Regions from separate parts of the Homo sapiens genome. Here all the other regions are linked to region 1. Evidence: read pairs that join two places in POLR2A ChIA-PET (ENCODE). Cell type or tissue: MCF 10A. All regions are shown on one strand. Region 1 holds the start of LOC124904060 (a long non-coding RNA gene). Region 2 holds the start of SLC25A19 (solute carrier family 25 member 19). Region 3 overlaps GRB2 (growth factor receptor bound protein 2). Region 4 holds the start of MIF4GD (MIF4G domain containing). Region 5 holds the start of TMEM94 (transmembrane protein 94).

Evidence for each region. Peaks named below come from ENCODE experiments on the same cell type or tissue, not always from the same donor. Only the 100,000 strongest peaks of a DNase experiment are listed, where the experiment ranks them.
Region 2: POLR2A ChIA-PET joins it to region 1 with 42 read pairs; 31 of 35 experiments call an interaction of 5 or more read pairs at or near these places.
Region 3: POLR2A ChIA-PET joins it to region 1 with 11 read pairs; 32 of 35 experiments call an interaction of 5 or more read pairs at or near these places.
Region 4: POLR2A ChIA-PET joins it to region 1 with 23 read pairs; 32 of 35 experiments call an interaction of 5 or more read pairs at or near these places.
Region 5: POLR2A ChIA-PET joins it to region 1 with 14 read pairs; 17 of 35 experiments call an interaction of 5 or more read pairs at or near these places.

What each region holds. Positions count from the first base shown.
Region 1 is chr17:75,392,058-75,396,057 of GRCh38, forward strand. GRB2 (growth factor receptor bound protein 2) reads right to left here. Exons shown (of 6, transcript NM_002086.5): 2 at 1,494-1,708. The coding sequence starts at 1,571. LOC124904060 (a long non-coding RNA gene) reads left to right here and starts at 2,006. Exons shown (of 2, transcript XR_007065909.1): 1 at 2,006-2,374; 2 at 2,758-3,355. RefSeq lists enhancers at 1,927-2,026, 1,969-2,877. In MCF 10A, no CTCF peak of the experiment used is centred here; a DNase peak (open chromatin) is centred at 1,914.
Region 2 is chr17:75,287,822-75,291,821 of GRCh38, forward strand. It overlaps SLC25A19 (solute carrier family 25 member 19), which reads right to left and starts at 1,612. Exons shown (of 8, transcript NM_001126121.2): 1 at 1,533-1,612; 2 at 681-770. RefSeq lists enhancers at 757-1,258, 1,691-1,890, 1,981-2,030, 2,071-2,120. In MCF 10A, no CTCF peak of the experiment used is centred here; a DNase peak (open chromatin) is centred at 1,750.
Region 3 is chr17:75,324,812-75,328,811 of GRCh38, forward strand. It overlaps GRB2 (growth factor receptor bound protein 2), which reads right to left. Exons shown (of 6, transcript NM_002086.5): 4 at 1,087-1,209. Among named protein-coding and RNA genes, the nearest start is that of SLC25A19, 37 kb to the left of the region's middle. RefSeq lists an enhancer at 2,068-2,568. In MCF 10A, no CTCF peak of the experiment used is centred here; no DNase peak of the experiment used is centred here.
Region 4 is chr17:75,268,256-75,272,255 of GRCh38, forward strand. MIF4GD (MIF4G domain containing) reads right to left here and starts at 2,976. Exons shown (of 6, transcript NM_001370592.1): 1 at 2,889-2,976; 2 at 1,859-1,990. The coding sequence starts at 1,940. MIF4GD-DT (MIF4GD divergent transcript) reads left to right here and starts at 3,044. Exons shown (of 1, transcript NR_036520.1): 1 at 3,044-4,000. RefSeq lists silencers at 2,543-2,612, 2,723-3,382 and an enhancer at 3,891-4,000. In MCF 10A, CTCF peaks have their summits at 2,260 (motif pointing right), 3,085 and 3,292; DNase peaks (open chromatin) are centred at 2,286, 2,536 and 2,996.
Region 5 is chr17:75,454,444-75,458,443 of GRCh38, forward strand. TMEM94 (transmembrane protein 94) reads left to right here and starts at 2,192. Exons shown (of 32, transcript NM_014738.6): 1 at 2,192-2,308. RefSeq lists an enhancer at 1,889-1,938 and a silencer at 2,089-2,248. In MCF 10A, no CTCF peak of the experiment used is centred here; a DNase peak (open chromatin) is centred at 2,108.

The DNA of each region.
Region 1 (4,000 bases):
ACCATCACAAGTGGGTTATCTACAGAAAACAGTAATCACCTACAGAAACATCAAATTACCTCTCCCATACACCAATGAAAACTGAGGAATTTTGTAGTCTAAGTTAACTTTGCCCTGATCTCTAGCTGGGCATATTTTCTCTAGTTCAAGAAAATAGAAACCTAGTTTCTAGAAAATGGTTCCGTCTGCTTTCTGACAATTTAGTGTTGACTTTGAGAATACCCTCGAAAAGTGTGGTGTCACAAACACAGCTTTGAAATGAACACACAGACACAAAGTTTTCTTCTCTTTAAAGGGCTCTGCAGCATCATCTTCTATGAGGCTCAACCTACATTTCTAACATTAAGAAATTACTGGGCAGTTAACTTCAGAGTAGAACTCTACGCCTTGGGCAATGAGGGCAAAATAAAGACTATCAATAAGTCCACATAACTTAAAAGTAAAAAGACTGCACGTCCTTTTATAAAGAACCATATTTCTACATCTCCACTTGCTTTCTCTTCATAAAATTCTAAGAATTTCATTCAGGGGTAGTAAACAAATGAGGTAGCAAATTCCAACAATCAGTCTAAGGCTCAGAAGGAAAAATGTCAAAACTTGAGACACAGGGAACACTCAAACATGAAGCTTCAGCCTTTCCTCCTTTAAAGTTAACATACTCTTTGATAACACTCATCCTCGTTAAAATAAATTACACATCCAAAAGAGCAAACTGCTACAGTCAATTGGGTAAACAACATAATTAACATGTGCTGGGGGAGAGCGAATCCTCACATAAATAGTGGGGCTCAAAATAAGCTGCACATGGTATAGAAGCTGATTTTTAAACTGTCAGCAGGTTTCTTTTCGTGCAATTAGAGTTTAATATGGGGTAATTGCTCCTCAAGTTTCTTTTAAGAAAGTCGAAATCTGACTTGTACAATAGCAGGTTGCACCTTATTATTTAGAACTCCATTTGTTTTTTCACAAAGAATAAAAATACACTGAAGTTCTTTAATGAGTTTTGGTATGTACTTCTAACAACCTCTCTAAACTGGGAAAATTAATTTCTAACCTACCAAAATCATATTCCAGAACGCAAAATCCTTTGGCTATACAAAGTAAGACTAACTGAATGCTTTTACATAAATACTTCAGGTCTGGGTCTTTTTAAAAAATGCTATTTTTAAAATAAAACTCTACAGGGCAAATCAATCTACTCATATACTTCCTTTCTACAATCACATTACTTTGACTTTACTTGAAATATTACCAGTATCAACAGACAAATGAGGCATTCACACAAAGGCAGTTAAACACCACACATCACACCAACTCACTTAAGTCATATTTAATATTCTACTCAGCATCTAAAGCTCTCCAGAACAAATATGATGGTAAATGTTAAAAGTGTACAATGAAAAACACAGCTTCTTTGTGTGTAATCAGGGCGAAAGAAGGTGGGTGAGCACAGGGAGAGCGATCTCAGCATTGTGCTCGGCATCAGCACTTACCTTGAGGATGTCCCCCCTTTTGAAGCTCAGCTCGTCGTCTGCAGTAGCTTTGAAGTCATATTTGGCGATGGCTTCCATTCTGAGCGCTGCTCAGTGCTCAGCAGCCTGAAGCAGGGGGAAGGGAGTCTTCCCTGCTGAAGCAACCCAGCGCTCTGGGCTTAGCCTCGCCTCTCTTCTGGGACTCGCTCCGGCACTCTGGGACACACAATGCCACCCTGAAGCAGGAGAGGGACGATTAAGAGCAGTGGCCAGGATTGAAGGCAACCCCGCCCTGCCAATCGGCCTGCTGTCCCAGCCCCCACGCCCCCTGGCTCGGCCTGGCTCAGCCCTCCTCCCTCCCTTCCAGGCAACAGCCCCCCCCCGCCGACTTCTTCCTCTTTTCAGCCTCGGCCCCCAGGCGACTGACAGGCCTGCCGGCCAATGGCACAGCTGCCTGAGCTATTCCTGAACACACTTCCTCTTCCTTCCCGCTGGGTGTGCACTGCGTGCAGGAACCGGCTGGAGTCCCACTCAGTCTCCGCCTTTCCTCCTTTACTCCTCACAGGCTCTTCTCCAGCACCAAATACGGTCCACTGAAAGGAAGGCCTCACCCTGGGGATGGCACCTGTCTCTTCTCGGTTAAACAGGCCTGTCTCCCTCCCTTCCCCACCGCCATCCTTTCTGGTCTTCTGAGAATGCTGGCTTCCCTACTGCACAGTCAAGAGCAAGCAAAGCAAAACTCTTTGGTCTCGAGCTGCTGCACTCTTCTCGAAACTAAACCATGATCTGCTCCCAGGAGAGCAGGAGAAAGTAAATGTAGGAACTGCTTTTTCAATCCATTTACTGCTACAAGCACCGGCGGCTTTCCCCCTGCACTTCCATGTTGTGATCGGCAAGCTCAGGTAACCAGAGAAAGATCACAGCTCCAAGCTGTGTACCAGTGGAAATGGTGGGGATGACGCTCTTGCATAAGGCTCCCTTTCCCCGGCAGATCCCCAAGACTCTGGGGTCCCCACCAGGAATGAAATAAATGACCAAGGCTCAGCACTCCAGAAATAGCTCCACATTATTTCTAACTAACCTAAGGAGCAGAGCTGAAGTCCTAATCTACACTTGAAAGGAATCCCTTTTTCAGAATCTGAGCTGCCAAGTATCTTGTTTGGGAAAGAAAGTGCAGGGAGATGGTGCCCGCAGAAGGTCAAAGAGAAGTCTCTCTCACAGTCACCCTGTGCACAGCTTCTTAGAGCAAGCAGAGTATAAAACTGATGCAAACTGCATTTTGCAGGTAAAAGATTCTGTGAGAACCCTGAGATACTGTATCAGACGATGAGGAACTGGCAGTAGTACAATGAACGGTGTAGTGAAGCGTCTCCAGCCATGAATATAGGACACAACCTAGATCTGTGGATAACTAAATAAAAATAAAGCCCCGTTCTGGTTAGCTCGGTCACTGTTTTCATACTTGCTAAACAAAAGCAGAAAACAACAGAACTGGGACAGATTATTTATAGTGACACCTTTCTTGGATAATTACAACCCAGCAGCTCATTTGAGGGGCACAAGTGATTATTATTCCTTTGTTCTAAAGTTGACAATTGGGGCACTAATCAAGCATAGCTGCAAATGGACCAAGTAGTAAAGCAGTGGGGAATATTAAGATTAGACCAAGATAAGTATTATCAAAAAGAAAATAAATCGTCTGACAATGAGTCCTTCAGTCAAATTCTGAAAGCCAAACATTCTGCTGCAGGTAACTAATAAACCAAACCAATGTTTATTCCTTCAGGCCATACCTAAGATATTCCATGTGGCGCTGGCTGTAACAGGGAAAGTAAAGAAAGAGTCCCAGCAAATATTAAAAAATACAGAGGTTGATCTGCGAATATTTATACTTGTGTATCCTTAAATGCCCTTCACTTACACTCTCTGTAGTTACTTTGATCAAACTAATCCGTGTACATAATTTTAAAAGTCAGAGTATTAAAAGGCTTATGAAAAAGAGCAGCTCCCTACCAACACCCACAGGCGATCACTCTCGATTTTGTTTTTTGCTTTCTCTTTGTATTTACTTATTTTTCTTTTTTTAAATCTTGTGGTCAATGCACAAAATGGATAGAGTATTTCTAAAGAATGTGCTTTTACTGCTTTCTCAGTTTATTCCAGCCATTATCTATTGCCTGAAAGGTGAAGATTTAGTTTCCCCCGACCTATACCAGTAATATCACATATTCTGGTTTAATCAGTAGTATGTTATGAAATACTACTCACTGATAATTTAAATAATGCACTAAAACCAATCATACTTTTTGTGTTTTTTTTTTTTTCTTTTTTGAGATAGAGTTCTCTAAGATTGCCCAGGCTAGAGTGCAGTGGCATGATCTCGGCTCATTGCAACCTCCACCTCCCAGGTTCAAGCGATCCTCCTACCTCGGCCTGTAGCTGGGACTACAGGCATGTGCCAACAAGCCTGGCTACTTTTTATATTTTTAGTAGAGACGGGATTTCACCATGTTGGCCAGGCTGGTCTT
Region 2 (4,000 bases), 100 kb before region 1:
GGCACAGTGGGGCCATGCTACGCTAGCAAATGATGCTCCTGGCCAGGCACCGTGGCTCACGCCTGTAATCCCAGCACTTTGGGAGGCCGAGGCGGGTGGATCGCCTGAGGTCAGGAGTTCAAGACCAGTCTGGCCAACATGGTGAAACCCTGTCTCTAATAAAAATACAAAAATTATCTGGGTGTCGTGGTGGGCGCCTGTAATCCCAGTTACTTGGGAGGCTGAGGAGGGAGAATCACGTGAGCCTGGGAGGCAGAGGTTGCAGTGAGCTGAAATCACGCCATTGCACTCCAGCCTGGGCTACAGAGTGAGACTCCGTCTCAAAAACAAAAAAACAAAACAAAACAAAAAAGAAAATGACGCTCCTGGGCTCCCCTGACTCAGACCTACTGACCTCTTCAGCCTCACTCTGGACCACTCTTCCCCTTCCCTCATTTAACCAGAGTGGTCTGACTGCTTCTGCCCAGTTCCTGGAAAACTCGGGGAGCACTCCTATCAATTGCCTTGCCTCTACTCCTCCAGTTCCCTACGTCTGAAATACAGCCCCACTCTCAGCCCCTACTCACTTTTTCAAGGCTAGCTCCTCTCATCCACCAGAGCTCAGCTAAAAAGCATCCCTTCCAGGAGATGTACTTTTTTCCTTTTTTGTAAAAACAAAAAACAAAAACAGTAATACCTACATACGGTCTGTAGAGTTGTACAAAGCATAGAAAGAAGTCTGTAACCACACACATCAACAGGTAGTTGGTAACTGATCACAGGGAGAAGGGCTGAGAAGGGAAAAAGGAAGGTAGACCTGTCGATAATTCTATACTGTTTGAATTTGTTATGGCAAAAAAAAAAAAAAAAAATCCCTAAAACTAGCCTTCAGAATTACCCTAGTTCTTGAATACTTGTAGTAGTGGGGGTGGGGGTGGGGGAGGAGGGGAGATACTACCTACAGGATGGCAGCCTCCACCCCAGACATCAATTCCTTTTCTCCTCTCACCCACCCTGGAACTCCTCCCCAGGCGCCCATGAGGAAGTTTAAACACGCGGCAAGCGACTGAGAGGCAAAACCTCTCCAGGGGTTACCCAGGGACCGCTCAGGTCACACTGAGCAGCGTGTTTCCCGCCCATCTGGGCAGAAAGGAGGAGCAAGCCCGAGTGGCAGGTGTCCTGGATCGCTGTCAGGAGACCGGAGCATACCAGGCTCTTCCTGGTGTTCGGGTGCCCATGTGCCCAAGGGCTCAGCTGAGCAAATCTGCAGAGGTCCCCGTGTGGGTACCTAGGTGTCCACGTGTGCCTCGGGGTGTGTTTTTTCTCCTTGAGTCCGAGGGGACGCCCTGGAGCTCAGGTGCTCAAGGGCGTGCGCGGGGCTCGGCCGCCGGTGTCCCTGGAGATGCTTCTCTGGTCTGGTGTGACACGTGTGTACACAGTCCCCGCCCTCTCGTGAGCGCCCGGGTGCGTGTGCTCCCTCCCGACCACCCTGAGGAGCGAGGGTGCTGGTCCCCGAGAGGGCGGCGAGAAGGACGGAGGTAGAGGTTACTCACACGGCTCGGCGGGTGCGGCCCGGCTCAGCGCTCTCCGCTCTCTCTAGCTCCTCGCGCAGTCTTAACAGCAAAACTCTACTGAGCTCGGACGAAACTGGCGGGCTCCTGGGCCAATCACCGTGCAGCTCCCCGCCAGACGCTGGACCAATGGTTGTGCGCTTGAGGTCTGGCAACCGCCTCCCGCAAGATATCACCGGGTAATGTAGTCCTTCGCGACCAAGGGCAGGACAGCTGGACGGCGCACAGCTTCCTGGGAGATGTAGTCCGGCTGCTCGCGGGCGCGCGAGTTCGACCGACGCGTTAGAAGGAGGTGCCTTGCGAAGCCGGGCTGCGACCTTAGGGGTCGCCGTGCTCTGGCGTGTGACTCGAAAGTCAGCCTGCAGGCGGGGTCCAAGGTTAGGGCGCGGTAGACTTGACCCGCTTTCCTCAAACTCTGTTAATGCCAGAACCCGGATAATCTCAACTTGGTAAAGATGGCAGGAAGCCTAGCAAAAAGCTGGAGGACGTCGGGAAGAGAATAGATGAGAACAGTCCCCTCGGGGACGGGGAAGGCAAAAACACGAGTGTCCCCCCCTCTCACCCCGAGTTTTAGTATTTCTCATTATAAAAGTAATATTAAAAGTATATAGACAGAAAATATAGAAAGGAAGGAGGAAATGACTCATCCTACCGCCCGCACACAACTAGCGTCACGGTTTTGCGCGACAGTATTGCCTCCTGACTTTTTAATTGCATTTTTATATTCGTGTTATCATTTTGACGCACAATTTTAAGACATTTTTATTGTAGAAAATTTCAAGATACACAGAAGTGGAATAACCCGATGAAGCCGCGTAGAGTCGCTCTCCGACCTCAGCAGTTACGCGACTCATGGGGCAATCTTGTTTCCTCTATTTCTGCACCTACCTCGCACGCGCTGCCCAGCGTTATTCTGAAGTAAATACCATCACGTGTTTTCACCAGTAAATATTTCAGTATGTGTCTTTAAAGGACAAGCATTCCCTTTTTAATACGTATACATTATGCTTCACACACACACAAAACTGTCACTCCGACCCCCCAAAAAAACTTTTAATATCAAATATGAATTAGTGTTTACACTTTTCTGAAAGAAAGAAATGTTCTTCTTTTTTTTTTTTTTTTTTTTTTTTTTTTTTTTTTTTTTTTTTTGAGACAGTTTTGCTCTTGTCGCCCAGGCTGGAGTGCAATGGTGCTATTTCAGCTCACTGCAACCTTTGCCTCTGGGGTTCACACGATTCTCCTGCCTCAGCCTCCCGAGTAGCTGGGATTACACGCGTGCACCACTATGCCCAGCTAATTTTTTGTATCTTTAGTAGAGATGGGGTTTTGCCATGTTGGTCAGTCTGGTCTCAAACTTTTTTTTTTTTTTTGAGACAAGAGTCTCACTCTGTCACCCAGGCTGGAATGCAGTGGCACGATCTCGGCTCGGTGCAACCTCCACCTCCCGGGTTCAGGTGATTCTCCTGCTTCAGCCTCCTGAGTAGCTGGGACTACAGGCCTGCACCACCATACCCAGCTAATTTTTGTAGTTTTAGTAGAAACGGGGTTTCACCATGTTGGCCAGGCTAGTTTTGAACTCCTGACCTCAAGTGATCCACCCAGCTCGGCCTCCCAAGGTTCTGGGATTACAGGTGTGAGCCACCGTGCCTGGCTGAAATGTCCTTCTTAAAACAAGTTGTTTGCTTTTCTTTCTTTTTTTTTTGAGACGGAGTCTAGCTCTGTCCCCCAGGCTGGAGTGCAGTGGCGCGATCTTGGCTCACTGCAAGCTCCGCCTCCCGGGTTCACGCCATTCTCCTGCCTCAGCCTCTCCAAGTAGCTGGGACTACAGGCGCCCGCCACCACGCCCGGCTAATTTTTTGTATTTTTAGTAGAGATGGGGTTTCACCGTGGTCTCGATCTCCTGACCTCGTGATCTGCCCGCCTCGGCCTCCCAAAGTGCTGGGATTACAAGCGTCAGCCACCATACCCAGCCACAAGTTTGCTTTTCTAAGTGACAGAGCTCAGAAAACAAACAAAAATGTTTGTCTGAATTGAGATCTTGGTTGGGTGCAGTGGCTCACACCTGTAATCCCAGCACTGGGAGGCTGAGGTGGGTGGATTGCTTGAGGTCAGGAGTTCAAGACCAGCCTGACCAACATGTGAAACCGCGTCTCTACTAAAAATACAAAAATTAGCCAGGCATGGTGGTAGGCGCTTGTAATTCCAGCTACTTGGGAGGCTGAGGCAGGAGGATCACTTGAACCTGGGAGGGAGAGGTTACAGTGAGCCGAGATCGTGCCACTGCACTCCAGCCTGGGCAACAGAGTGAGACTCCGTCTCAAAGAAAAGAAAAAGAGTTGAGATCTGAACTGAACATTGCAACTGGAAGTCCTTTTAAAAATCTATTGTTTTTCTCCACTTTACTTTTTTTTTACTTGAAATTTGTTTTCTTTCATTTCCTTTCATTT
Region 3 (4,000 bases), 67 kb before region 1:
CAGCCTGTAATCCCAGCACTTTGGGAGGTCGAGGTGGGTGGATCACCTGAGGTCAGGAGTTCAAGACCAGCCTGGCCAATATGGCAAAACCCCATCTCTACTAAAAATACAAAAATAAGCCGGGCGTGGTGTCAGGCACCTGTAATCCCAGGTACTCGGAGGGTGGGGCAGGGAGAACTGCTTGAACCTGGGAGGTGGAGGTTGCAGTGAGCTGAGGCATGCCATTGGACTCCAGCCTGGGGGACAGAGCGAGACTCTGTCTCAAAAATAAGTAAATAAAATAAAAGGAAAATGGTTTTCTATCCCCCATTCAAAAACAAAACAATCTTAATGTAATCTAAACTAAGTAGTGATCTGAGTGTTGAATCTAATTACTTCTTTATATATAACTGATGAAGTGATCTGCCGGACTCCTGGGGAGGGTCCTATGATAATACATTAACTAGAAAATAACTGAAAGTAAAAAACATGGAAATAACAATTTAATTCAAAATCCCGACTTCACAGCTGAGGTGTGAATTGTTTAGAATCTTCAAGTGCTGGTTTCTATTCTCCACACTCTCCATGGCGGCAGAACTTCCTGTCTTCTCCATTCCCTGCTTACCCGCTCCCTTTCACACCTGAACTTTCCACCGGGGAAATGCAAGCCCCACATCCCCTGCAGCAGCCTTCTTAAGTGACTGTGAGGGCCTAGGATGGGGCTGGTTGATTTAAGTCAGTGGACCTGAGCAAGGCAAGCCAAGGCAGCCGACAGGCGCTCCACTATCCCATTAGAGAGAGCTGCGGGAATCCCTTGGAGGGCAGAAGCTCAGGAGTGCTGGGCACTAGGGAAAACTGGCAGGCTCCAGCTGGCTGCAGGGAGCTGCTGCTCACCTCCTGAAGGCTGTGTCCACATGGGAATCTACATCCAGTGCTTCTAGAACTCATTTTGAGAGGAGCCAGAAATTAGGATTTTAATGTGAAATGAAGAAACTGTTTAGGCTAAGCCTCCACCATTTTGTGTGTAGCCAGGCACCTGACCAACGGCTTCACAATTTGGATCAGTCAGAGACAGGATTCCAGGCAACTGCAGCAGGAAATACTTACTTGACAGAGAGGGAGAAGTCCCCAGGAGCGCTCTCACTCTCTCGGATAAGAAAGGCCCCATCGTGCCGCTGTTTGCTAAGCATTTCTTCTGCCTTGGCTCTGGGGATTTTGCCAAAAAACCACCTAAGGAAGGAAGGCAAGCTGGTCAACATCTGCTTCCCCACAAAGAAACGGGATATCCAGCCTTCAAAATGTGAGTAACACAACACTCCTTGCCAGAGGAAGGGGCCTCCCTCCTCATCCTCCAGCCTCACAGTGCCCAAGATCGACACTGGGTTGGGTCCCCAGAGATGGACCTTCAAAGGTCTTTAGCCTACTCCATTTCCCAGAAAGCGACTCACCAAGGCACTAACCGTGGGTCACTCTTTCTATAGAGGGAGACATTTGAAAATGGGCCCCCCAGGCCAAAGCCCACTGGACTCCCTACTGACTCATGACAAAGGCGCCTGGGGAAAAGCTCAGGCCTTTGGGCTTGGTGTACGGGATGAACTGCCAAGGAGAGACTGGCCCCTTCCTGCAGCCATGTGATAAGATCACAGCTTCACCACAGTGGGACTAAGGGAAAGTGGGGAGGAAACCTGGACGGCCAGGAGCTGGAGGCAGGGTTACTTTTGCTAACAGCCCAAAGGCAAAAGGTTCAGATAGTATGAGGGTGCCTCTACCAGTAACTAAGGTCAGCATTCCTCTCAAGGCCTGCCTCTGGGGCCACTGCTCAGAGTTCAGCTTTCAGAAGCCACCAGGAATATTGTAATTTACCATATGCTCAGCAGCTAGCTGCAAAATTCAGATTTTTGAGGCAAGTTGCAGACTCTTCTGCTCCCAATTGCTGATTCACCTTGGCCAGAAGAAAAAGTGGCTAAATTCATGAAAAACTGTGAAGCAACTGGCTGTGGCTTATCAAGAGGAAGAGGAGAGGAACACTTCTACAAGAGCTTCAAGTCAAGCTGCCTCACTATTTCAAATGAAAACTATAATTAGGAAGAAGAAACTGTGAAAACCATGTTCTCTTCTCAAAATTGTCTTTAGTTATCATTTTTAAAAGCAAAAGTTATAGCAAATAAAGACCTATAAACATGGAAACTGGCATTCATTTAATATGCTAATTATAATATCAAAAGTCCTTTTAATGGACCAAATAGTCCATTAAAGTTGTAAATCTAACTTACATATCTTTTCTTTTTTTTTTTTTTTGAGGAGTCTAGCTCTGTCACCCAGGCTGGAGTGCAGTGGCACGATCTCGCTCACTGCAAGCTCTGCCTCCCGGGTTCACGCCATTCTCCTGCCTCAGCCTCCCAAGTAGCTGAGCAGCTGGGACTATACATAGGCGCCCGCCACCATGCCCGGCTAATATTTTGTATTTTTAGTAAAGATGGGGTTTCACCGTGTTAGCCAGGATGGTCTCGATCTCCTGACCTTGTTGATCCGCCTGCCTTGGCCTCCCAAAGTGCTGGGATTACAGGCATGAGCCACTACGCCCGGCCCTTTTTTTTTTAGATAGAGTCTCACTCTGTCATCAAGGCTGGAGTGCAGTGGCACGATCTCGGCTCACTGCAACCTTCGCCTCCTGGGTTCAAGCAATTCTCCTGCCTCAGCTTCCCTAGTAGCTGGGATTACAGGCGGCCACCACCACGCCCAGCTAATTTTTGTATTTTTAATAGAGACGGGGTTTCACCATATTGGCCAGGCTGGTCTTGAACTCCCGACCTCGAGATCTGCCCGCCTCAGCCTCCCAAAGTGCTGGGATTAAAGTCGCGAGCCACCACGCCCGGCTAATTTACATATCTTACTTATAAGCAACCATATTGGAAGATGTACCTAAAATAATATACTATACTCAAATTCAAACAGAAAGATGTGATCTGCTAGGAAGGATACACTTAGAAGCTGCCCTTAGTAACTTTGTCCTTGTGTGTGTGTGTCAGCCTCTAGGGACTCTTAGTAACTCTGAATAGTCTGACATCTACCTGCTTGGAGTCTTTCTCATTTTGCATACTCTACTGCCAGGATGCTGAGGAGCTGGGACAATAGATCCTCCTGCTTCTACAAATAACTCAAGGCTAGGGCCTGCAGTGCCTGGAAATCAGGCCACACAAGAGAAATCACATATCACTAGAATAGAATGCTCTCTAAATATAAAAGGACAGGCTGGGCCCGGTACCTCATGCCTGTAATTGCAGCACTTTGGGAGGCTGAGGTGGGGTGAATCACTTGAGGTCAGGAGTTTGAGACCAGCCTGGCCAACGTGGTGAAACCCACTCTCTACCAAAAATACAAAAATTAGATGGGCACAGTGGTGGGCACCTGTAATCCCAGCTACTCGGGAGGCTGAGGCAGGAGAATCACTTGAACCTGGGAGGCAGAGGTTGTAGTGAGCCGAGACTGTGCCACCGCACTCCAGCCTGGGCGAAAGAGTGAGACTCTGTCTCAAAAAAATATATAAATAAATAAAATAAAAAAGGAGGCTGGGTGCGGTGGCTCAATGCCTGTAATCGCAGCACTTTGGGAGGCCGAGGTGGGCGGATCATCTGAGGTCAGGAGTTCGAGACCAGCCTGGCCAACATGGAGAAACTCCATCTCTACTAAAAATACAAAATTAGCAAGGCGCGGTGGCGCATGCCTGTAATCCCAGCTACTCGGGAGGCTGAGGCAGGAGAATCGCTTGAATCTCCGGGAGGCAGAGGTTGCGGTGAGCCGAGATCGTGCCATTGCACTCCAGCCTGGGCAACAAGAGTGAAACTCCATCTCAAAAAAATTAAATAGGCCGGGTGTGGTGGCTCACGCCTGTAATCCCAGCACTTTGGGAGGCCGAGGCGGGCGGGTCACAAAGTCAGGAGATCGAGACCAACCTGGCTAACACGGTGAAACCCTGTCTTTACTAAAAATACAAAAAATTAGCCAGGCGTGGTGGCAGGTG
Region 4 (4,000 bases), 120 kb before region 1:
TCTAAGAATTTGAGATATTTACAGTAGAGCACTCATATGCTTGAAGTGAAAGAGATCAGAAATCATACAGAGGACAGTGGCTCCAGTGGTGCAATTGGTTAGCGCATGGTACTTATAAGAAATCATGGCCGGGCGCAGTGGCTCATGCCTGTAATCCCAACGCTTTGGGAGACCGAGGTGGTTGGATCACCTGGGGTCAGGAGTTTGAGACCAGCCTGGCTAACATGGTGAAACCCCATCTCTACCAAAAATACAAAAATTAGCCAGGTGTGGTGGCTCGTGCGTCATCTCATGTCATCCAAGCTACTTGGGAGGCTAGGGCAGGAGAATCGCTTGGACCTGGGAGGCGGAGGTTGCAGTGAGCCGAGATCATGCTATTGCACTCCAGCCTGGGCGACAAAGCAAGACTCCGTCTCAAAAAAAAAAAAAAAAAGAAAAAAATAAAAGAAATCATACAGAGGGCCTGGTGTGGTGGCTCATGCCTGTAATCCCAGCACTTTGAGAGGCTGAGGCGGGTGGATCACCTGAGGTCAGGATCAGGAGGTCAAGACCAGCCTGGCCAACATGATGAAACCCCGTCTCTACAAAAATACAAAAAATAAGCTGGGCACGGTGGCGGGCCCCTGTAACCCCAGCTACTTGGGAGGCTGAGGCAGGAAAATTGCTTGAACCTGGGAGGCGGAGGTTGCAGTGAGCCAAGATCGTGCCATTGCACTCCAGCTTGGGCAAGAAGAGCGAAACTGTCTCAAAAAAAAAAAAGGGAAAAGAAACCGTACAGAGGACAGTAACCATACAAACAGCTTTAGCTGTCTTGTCTTCTGGTTGCCCAGTCAGAGAAAATGGGGAGGGTTATGTGGCTAGTAGGGACCAATCAAAGTAAGAATGTAGTTTCTCAGGAAACACATCTTTTCCTGGCACTAGGTTGAGGAAGGAATACTGACCAGGACATGCCTCCAACAGCAATTTCACAAGAAAAAGTGTTCTTATACTACACACATGCAAACCCCCAACAAGAGAGGGCCACATAGGGCCTCCCAACAGGCTCGGCTTGACACATGATGGGTGTTGCTAATTATTAGTTGAAGACAAACCTCTGTACTGCGTGTTACAGCGGGAAGGCATCAGGCGAGAGCAATTACTATAGCTCCTCTGGCAAACGGAATATTCTCCATCTTCTGTCTCAAAGCAGGCAACTGTGCATTCAAGAGACGGGGCTATGGCAGCACAGAAACCAGCAATTCAAATGTAAGCGCTTCAAGGGCAGGAGCCGTGTTCTTTTTTTTATGGTTAAACTTTTTTTTTTTTTTTTTTTTTTTTTTTTTTGAGACAGGGTCTCGCTCTGTAGCCAGGCTGGAGTGCAGTGGCAGGATCATGGCTCATGGCACCCTCACCCTCCCAGGCTCAATCAATCCTCCCACCTCAGCATCTTAAGTAGCTGGGACCACAGGTGCCTGCCACTATGCCCGGCTAATTTTTCTTTTCTTTCTTTTTTTTTTTTTTTTTGTAGAGATGGGGTTTACACCATGTTTCCGGGACTGGTCTTGAACTCCTGGACTCAAGCAATCTGCCCACCTTGGCTTTCCAAAGTGCTGGAACTACAGACATGAGCCACTGCGCCTAGCCCTATGGTTAAACTTTTAAAACAGTCTTTACAGTCTGAGAGGTGACTGTGATTCATACTCCAAAATAATGGCCTCAATGTAGCTTGTCTTCCAGTTCAAGAATTACGTTGCCGACTCCTATCGTCAGAGAATGAGGGGAGGGGTGGAGGCATTCACCAGGCTCAGCCTCTGGTGCTGCCCACAGGGGCCCTTCTCTGTAGCTCCTGACCCCAGCTCAGGAGGGGTCCCGTGCTCACCTTTGAGTGCTGTCTTCAGCAGCTGCTGGGTCTCTGCATCAAAGGACTGGATTTTATACTCCTCTCTACTGGGCTCCCCCATGACTAGCCAGCCCCGGTAGCTCTTGACTGGGCTGGGAATAAGGACAGCACCTGAGGAGAAGAGGCGAAGGGAGCGGCCTCAGGTGTGGAGCGCAGGGCGGGTTCCGTCCTGCAGGCCCTGGACGGGGCTGACGGCGCGCTCGGGACAGGGACTCCTGGGCGGTCCGTGGCGTGCGGTGGTTGGCTGAAGGCCCACCAGGCTTGGCTTCTGGTGGGGACTGGGCATCAGCCAGGCACCTGCTGCTCAGTTTAGAAATCCCTCGCTTGTGGGATTACACAAGAGCGAGAAGCTGAAGCAGGAAAGCGCCCACCCTCCAGTCCCAGCAGGAGGCAGGAGTAGACTGGGGCAGGGTGTGTGCGGGCGGACGTTACAGTTGCTTAAATAAACCGGCCTGACGTTGCTGGCCCAGGAAGATGCCGGGTGAGGGCCAGGCTGGGAACTCCAAGCGGTGCGACTCTGTCCCCAGCAGGTCTCCGAGCCCCTCTCCCCAACCCTCTCTTTCTGGCTTTCGCCGAGTCCTTCGGTCTCAACACCCGCCGCTGCATCCCCCGGATGGGGCCGGCCTGCGTGGGTGGGGACGCAGGCGCCCTGTCCGCCGCCCCTGCCGGGAGCAGCCTGAACTCCCCAGACCCGTGCCAGCTTCTCCCTGGGACAGGCTGGTCGGATCGGCTCCCGAGTGGCAGTAACCCGGCCCTACGCACTCGAGACTCCTAATTCCTGAGCTCCATTCTGGAGCCTTCCTCTTACTGGGGGGCAGGATGATGCGCCCCGGAGAGGTGGCTCCCGCCGGAGGCTCCCCTCTGGCCGTAGGAGGCGCCTTTAGGGTCTCCAGCCCTCGGCCGTTCCCCCCGCGCCCGGAACGCCCCTCCCGGAGGCACAGGGCGGGCTGCGGAGCCCACGGCCCAGGGTCCCGCGGGCGGGAGAGGCGGCGTGGGAGCCGGGACCCACCTGCCGGGCCGGTGGCGCGCGCGCGTGCCCGGGGCCGCTCGGCGCCTGGGAGCGCGCAACCAGCGTCCGGCGCTGCGGGGCCCGCCGTGAGCTCATCTCCTCGCGCGGCGCCGGGGAAGGGTCGGCTCGCCCGCGCCACCTGCCGGGCCCCCGGGGCACTGCCCTGGCCTCCAGGCCGCCCCGGAAGCCGCGCCGCCTGCGTGGGACCCTGCGACGCTGCCACCCAGCCGCAAGCGGAACTCGCTTGGCTCGTCACCCCTTCACCCGGTGCGCCTGGGCCGTGTCCGGGCCCACGCCGGACCCGCCGGCACCTCGATCTTGCGCGTGGCCCCGCACCCAGCCCTCCCCGGAGCTCAGGTGCACTGGGCCGGGAGACACCGCTGGGCTGCGCGGCGTGGGAAGAGCCTGCAGAGCGCGTGGTGGGGACCTGGTGGCAGGAGGAACAGCATCAGCCCTGGTCGCACCACTTTCCCCGCTCCCCCAACCCAGGTAGAGAAGGCAGGGGCTGCAGGGCCGGGGCCAGCCACAACCCTCTCCCGCTCCAAGGAGGACATGGGCGAAGCGAGTTTCAGGTCATAGGGGCAGCCCCGAGAAAGGGGCCCCATTGGCAACTCGCGGCCGTCGGTTGTTGCGAATGCCCCTGAAGTGGCGCGGACCCCACCGCCCGGCGTCTGCCCTGGGTGACAGGAGGGCACCTAGAAGTGGGGGAAGAACTGCCGCCGCTCCTGCCGCGCGACCGGGAGGAGCGCTGCCGGCGCTGCCCGCGTTCTCGCCTCCTTTTAAAAGAACCGCCAAAGTGGTCACCGAAAACGGAGGAGGAAGAGAACGCTCAGCTGCAGCAAAAGAAACCAATGGGCAGGAAAGATGAAGAGAAGAAACTTTAACGGAATTTCATAAAAAATGCATTCAGGCAGCTGCATCCTCGTGGCCCCCGCCGCAGCCTGGACCTTGGGAACCAGCAGCCCAGAGCCAGGAAGCCCCAGCATTCAGGGCCCAGACAGACCCCAAAATCCCAGACCAGAGGCAGGGAAGGATGGTGCGAGGAGGAGCCCAGGACCCACACGCCAGGGCCAGGGCCAGCGCCGGCTCCCAGTGGGTGCCTCTTTCCAAGG
Region 5 (4,000 bases), 62 kb after region 1:
CCAGTGTGGCCAGAGGGGGCTGAGAGGTTCAAAGTGAAGTGACTGTGCTACATTTGTTAATCTTCCAAAGGCAGCCAACTAGATCTTAAGGGGTCAAGTGGAAAGATGTAATATATAGGTAGCCTGCTAGCTCAATTCAACAAATGTTAATGGATACAAGGCAGCAAGTAAGGTGCTGTGGAAACTGCTAAGATAAGCCAGCTGCCCGCAGGGAGTTTGAGGTCTTACAAAAAGAGCAATGCTGTATAAAGCAGACTTTTGCAAAGGTGGCAATGCAGACACAGAGAAGGAGGCCCAGCATTATATATAGAGAGAGTCAATGACTAAAACCCAGGGAGAGGCTGGGAGTGGTGGCTCACACTTGCGATCCCAGCATTTTGGGAGGCTGAGGCAGGAGGATTGCTTGAGGCCAGGAGTTTGAGACTAACCTGGGCAACATAGCAAGACCCCATCTCTATAAAAAATAAAAAAATTAGCTGGGTGTGGTGGTTCGCACCTGTAGTCCTAGCTACTCAGGAGGCTGAGGTGGGAGGATTGCTTGAGCCCAGGTGTTCGAGGCTGCAGTGAGCTATGATGGCACCACTGCACTTGCCAGACTGGGTGACAGAGTGATACCCTGCTCTAAAAATAAATAAATATGTACATACATACAAGAAAAAATAAAAGTCAAGAAAGGTAGCATTTGAGGTGGGCCTTTAGGTTGATTAAGTATTTATTTGCATGCTGGCTTTACTGATAAGAAAGAACCGTCAGGCTGGGTGCGGTGGCTCACGCCTGTAATCACAGCACTTTGGCAGGCCGAGGCAGGTGGATCACCTGAGCTCAGGAGTTTGAGACCAGCCTGGCCAACATGTTCAAACCCTGTCTCTACTAAAAATACAAAAATTAGCTGGGTATGGTGGCAGGCACCTGTAATCCCAGCTACTCCGGAGGCCGTGGCAAGAGAATCACTTGAACCCGGGAGGTGAAGGTTGCAGTGAGCCGAGATCAAGCCATTGCCCTCCAGCCTAGGCGACAAGAGCGAAACTCCGTCTCAAAAAAAAAAAGAAAAAAAGAACCTTTAAAGCAAAGCGTAGGGAACCAACCATGTGACGAAGGAGCAGAGGTGGAAAGGTCTCTGTCACGTTTAAAGAATGGTGGTTAATCTATGTGGCTGCAGGAATAGTTTAGCCTGTGGGGACTTAGACCTGGAAACGTATGTCTGAGTCAATTTATGAAGGACTTTGAACATCAGGCAGAAAGATTTGGACCTATTTGCAAAGGTGAACTATCAGTTTTTGTGTGCAGGTTAGTGACATGATTCTTATGGCGTTTTAGGCAACAGCTAAACTGGGTCATACAAGATTAGGTACTAAAATGCCATCTTCTTGTCCAGCTGAGAAAGGGATTTTAATTACGTAATTAAACTCATGAATGTGGGAAGGGGCTCTTACTTCACAAGGCCAACCTCAGCTCTTTCCCAATTATATAAACAAGTTTTTGTTTGTTTTTTTGTTTTTGTTTTTTTTAAACAAGCCTTCCAGACTTAGATCTCTGGGAAAAGAGAAGTAAATACTGACACAGGCTTGCTTTGTTTTCCCAAGAGAGGTCTCCCAGGCGATTTATCTAATTACCTAGAAAAAAAATTTAACTTGTTTTTCCCTTTAGATTTCAGCCGAGCTGGAAGCGGGAGGGGGGAATTGCAGTATTGCCTTAGATTTTCTAGATTTGGTTTGGACGCAATATTCGTCCTGAGGGAGTCCCTCCAAGGCCTCTCGGAGCGGGCAGCCTCTAGGCATTTGTTCAAGGCAACAAGGAGGGAGCTTAGAAGAACTTAAGAGAGGCGGGGAGCTCTGCAAAGGGCTTATTTTAAAAAGAAAGGGAAAAAAGGTGGGGCGCGCCGTCTATCTTTTTAGAATAATTCTGTAGGAAAACGAATCGGAGGTAAAGCCATGCCCTCTGGTCAGGGTTTCTGGACTAGAAACTGCCTGAGCTTTACGCACAGGAAAGGACAGTGGCTCTTCACTCTCCCGGCCGCATCACTCGGCACCTAATTCCGCCAGGCTCCCAGAGGGGCGGTTGCAGCTACAGCCTAGCACGCCGCGTAGCCAATAAGAAGCCAGAATTCCCCCTATTCTCAAATCCTGACCAATCGGTGGCCTGAACTTTAGCTCTCTGGCCGGCGCCTCTGTTGCCCGGAAGGGAGGCAAGCCCCCTTAGAGTTGCCAGTAACGGACATGGCTGCGGCCCCCGGAGGAGGGGACGTGAAGTGAGGAGGGGGTTGGGAGGGGAGAGGACGCGGGCGAGGAAGACCAGCCCCGGGGCCCCGGTAAGTACGAGAAGGCCCGTGGCCCGAAAGTGGGGAGCAAGGGGGCGTGGGGCTCGGCCTTGCGCGTCCTTTGGATTCTTGGCCAAGGAAAGGGGAGTCTGGGGTCTGCACCCAGAGAACGGCTTAAGGGGATGCCTCCTGAGGGGGAGTCCAGGGACTGGCTCTAGTCTCCAGCTCTTGACCATTGCCTTCCCCCGAGTCTTCAGACTCTTGCTCTCAGCCCTGGATTGGTCCATTGTGGGGTCTCTCGCCAGAAATAAAGCCTCTCGCCAACAAAGAATCCCTGCCCCAGGTCTGTCGTGCCTAGGCCCTGGCCCAGAGGGCTCCCAACGCCGACGCCCTGAGTATTTATTTCGAGGCCCCTGGGAGTCCTCATCCCCGACCTAAATAAAGACCGTTGTCCCGCCTGCGCGCGCTCTCCGCAGCCGCCCGGGGTCCTCGCGCGGCCGTCCCCAGCTGGATGGAGCCGGCCGAGGGGCTCCTGGCAGCCATCCCTGATCTTGCAGTTTGGAGCGGGCTTTTTTTTCTTTCCGCCTTTCCAGAAGCGTTTTCAGGCTCCTCGGAAGCTCACCATCCATGCCATCGGATAAAGTGACTCCTGTGGAATGCCCTCGTTCCTGTACCGCACACCCCTGGAGCCCAGGTCTCCTGGTTCCTAGCATGCCACGATGCGGCCCCTGCCCGCTGCCCAGCGCCAGATGCAAGCAAAGCCCCGCTCTTTCATTGGTGTGTCACCGCGGGCTAAACTTTGGCGTTGCCTTGGTCACGTGCTGCTACATCCCACCCTCTCTCCTGAGTTTTTCGGTGGCTCTTGAGGGAAAAAAGGAGGGAGCTCGTTATGGAATCTGTTTTCCTTCTGCTATGTGGGTGTATGCATTGGAGAGAAGGATCTTTTTCTCATGATTTATCCAAGACGCTCAGCTTTAGTGACATAGTTGTTATTCCGCAGGTAATCTTGGAAGATGGAAGCAGGGAGGGGGCAGTTTTAACATTTTCATTTTGCAGATGTGGAGATTGTTCGGAGAGGCAAGGCCAGGGTCACCTAGAGCCAAACTAGAATCCGAAAGTCCAGGGGCTTGAGTTCTTTATCCGCTAGACCTAGTTGTTTCCTAGGTGTGACCTGAGGAGATCAAGTTCCCTGACTCCCCTGAGCTCTTGCAGGGTGGCTCTGGGCATTAAAAGCGATGGGCATTAAAAGTAGGATCCTCCTATGCTTCCTGGCAATGACTAGGGTCTTCATACCTGGTTTGCATTCAGTAATTTTAAGAAGCCAGCAGGTAGTTCTCTGGCAGACTTCTTGTATTAATATTCATTGTAGTCTCTGTCTGTATTGGGGGCGTAAATTATTTTAGTGATTCTCAGGGCAGCGAGAGGCAGAGTAAGAGGAAGGTATGCCTCTTCCTTGGTTTTTGGGAACCATTACAGTGTCATTAGAGATGTTATTAACAGGAACGCGTTGCATACAGGAACAGCGTGGAGGCAGAAAAAGATTGAGAGCCATTGAAGAGAGAAGAAATGGCACTGTGGTATCTCTTTATAGTACTTTTGGCAAAAGAAGAGCTGATCTTGGTATTCTGAAGAGGTAGTTTAAAAAAAAAGTTAGATCCTGAGGCATAACTAAAAGAATACAAATAAATAAAAAAATTTAAAGCAATGGCACTAGTAAGGTTCAAAAGAGTCAAAGTAATGCCT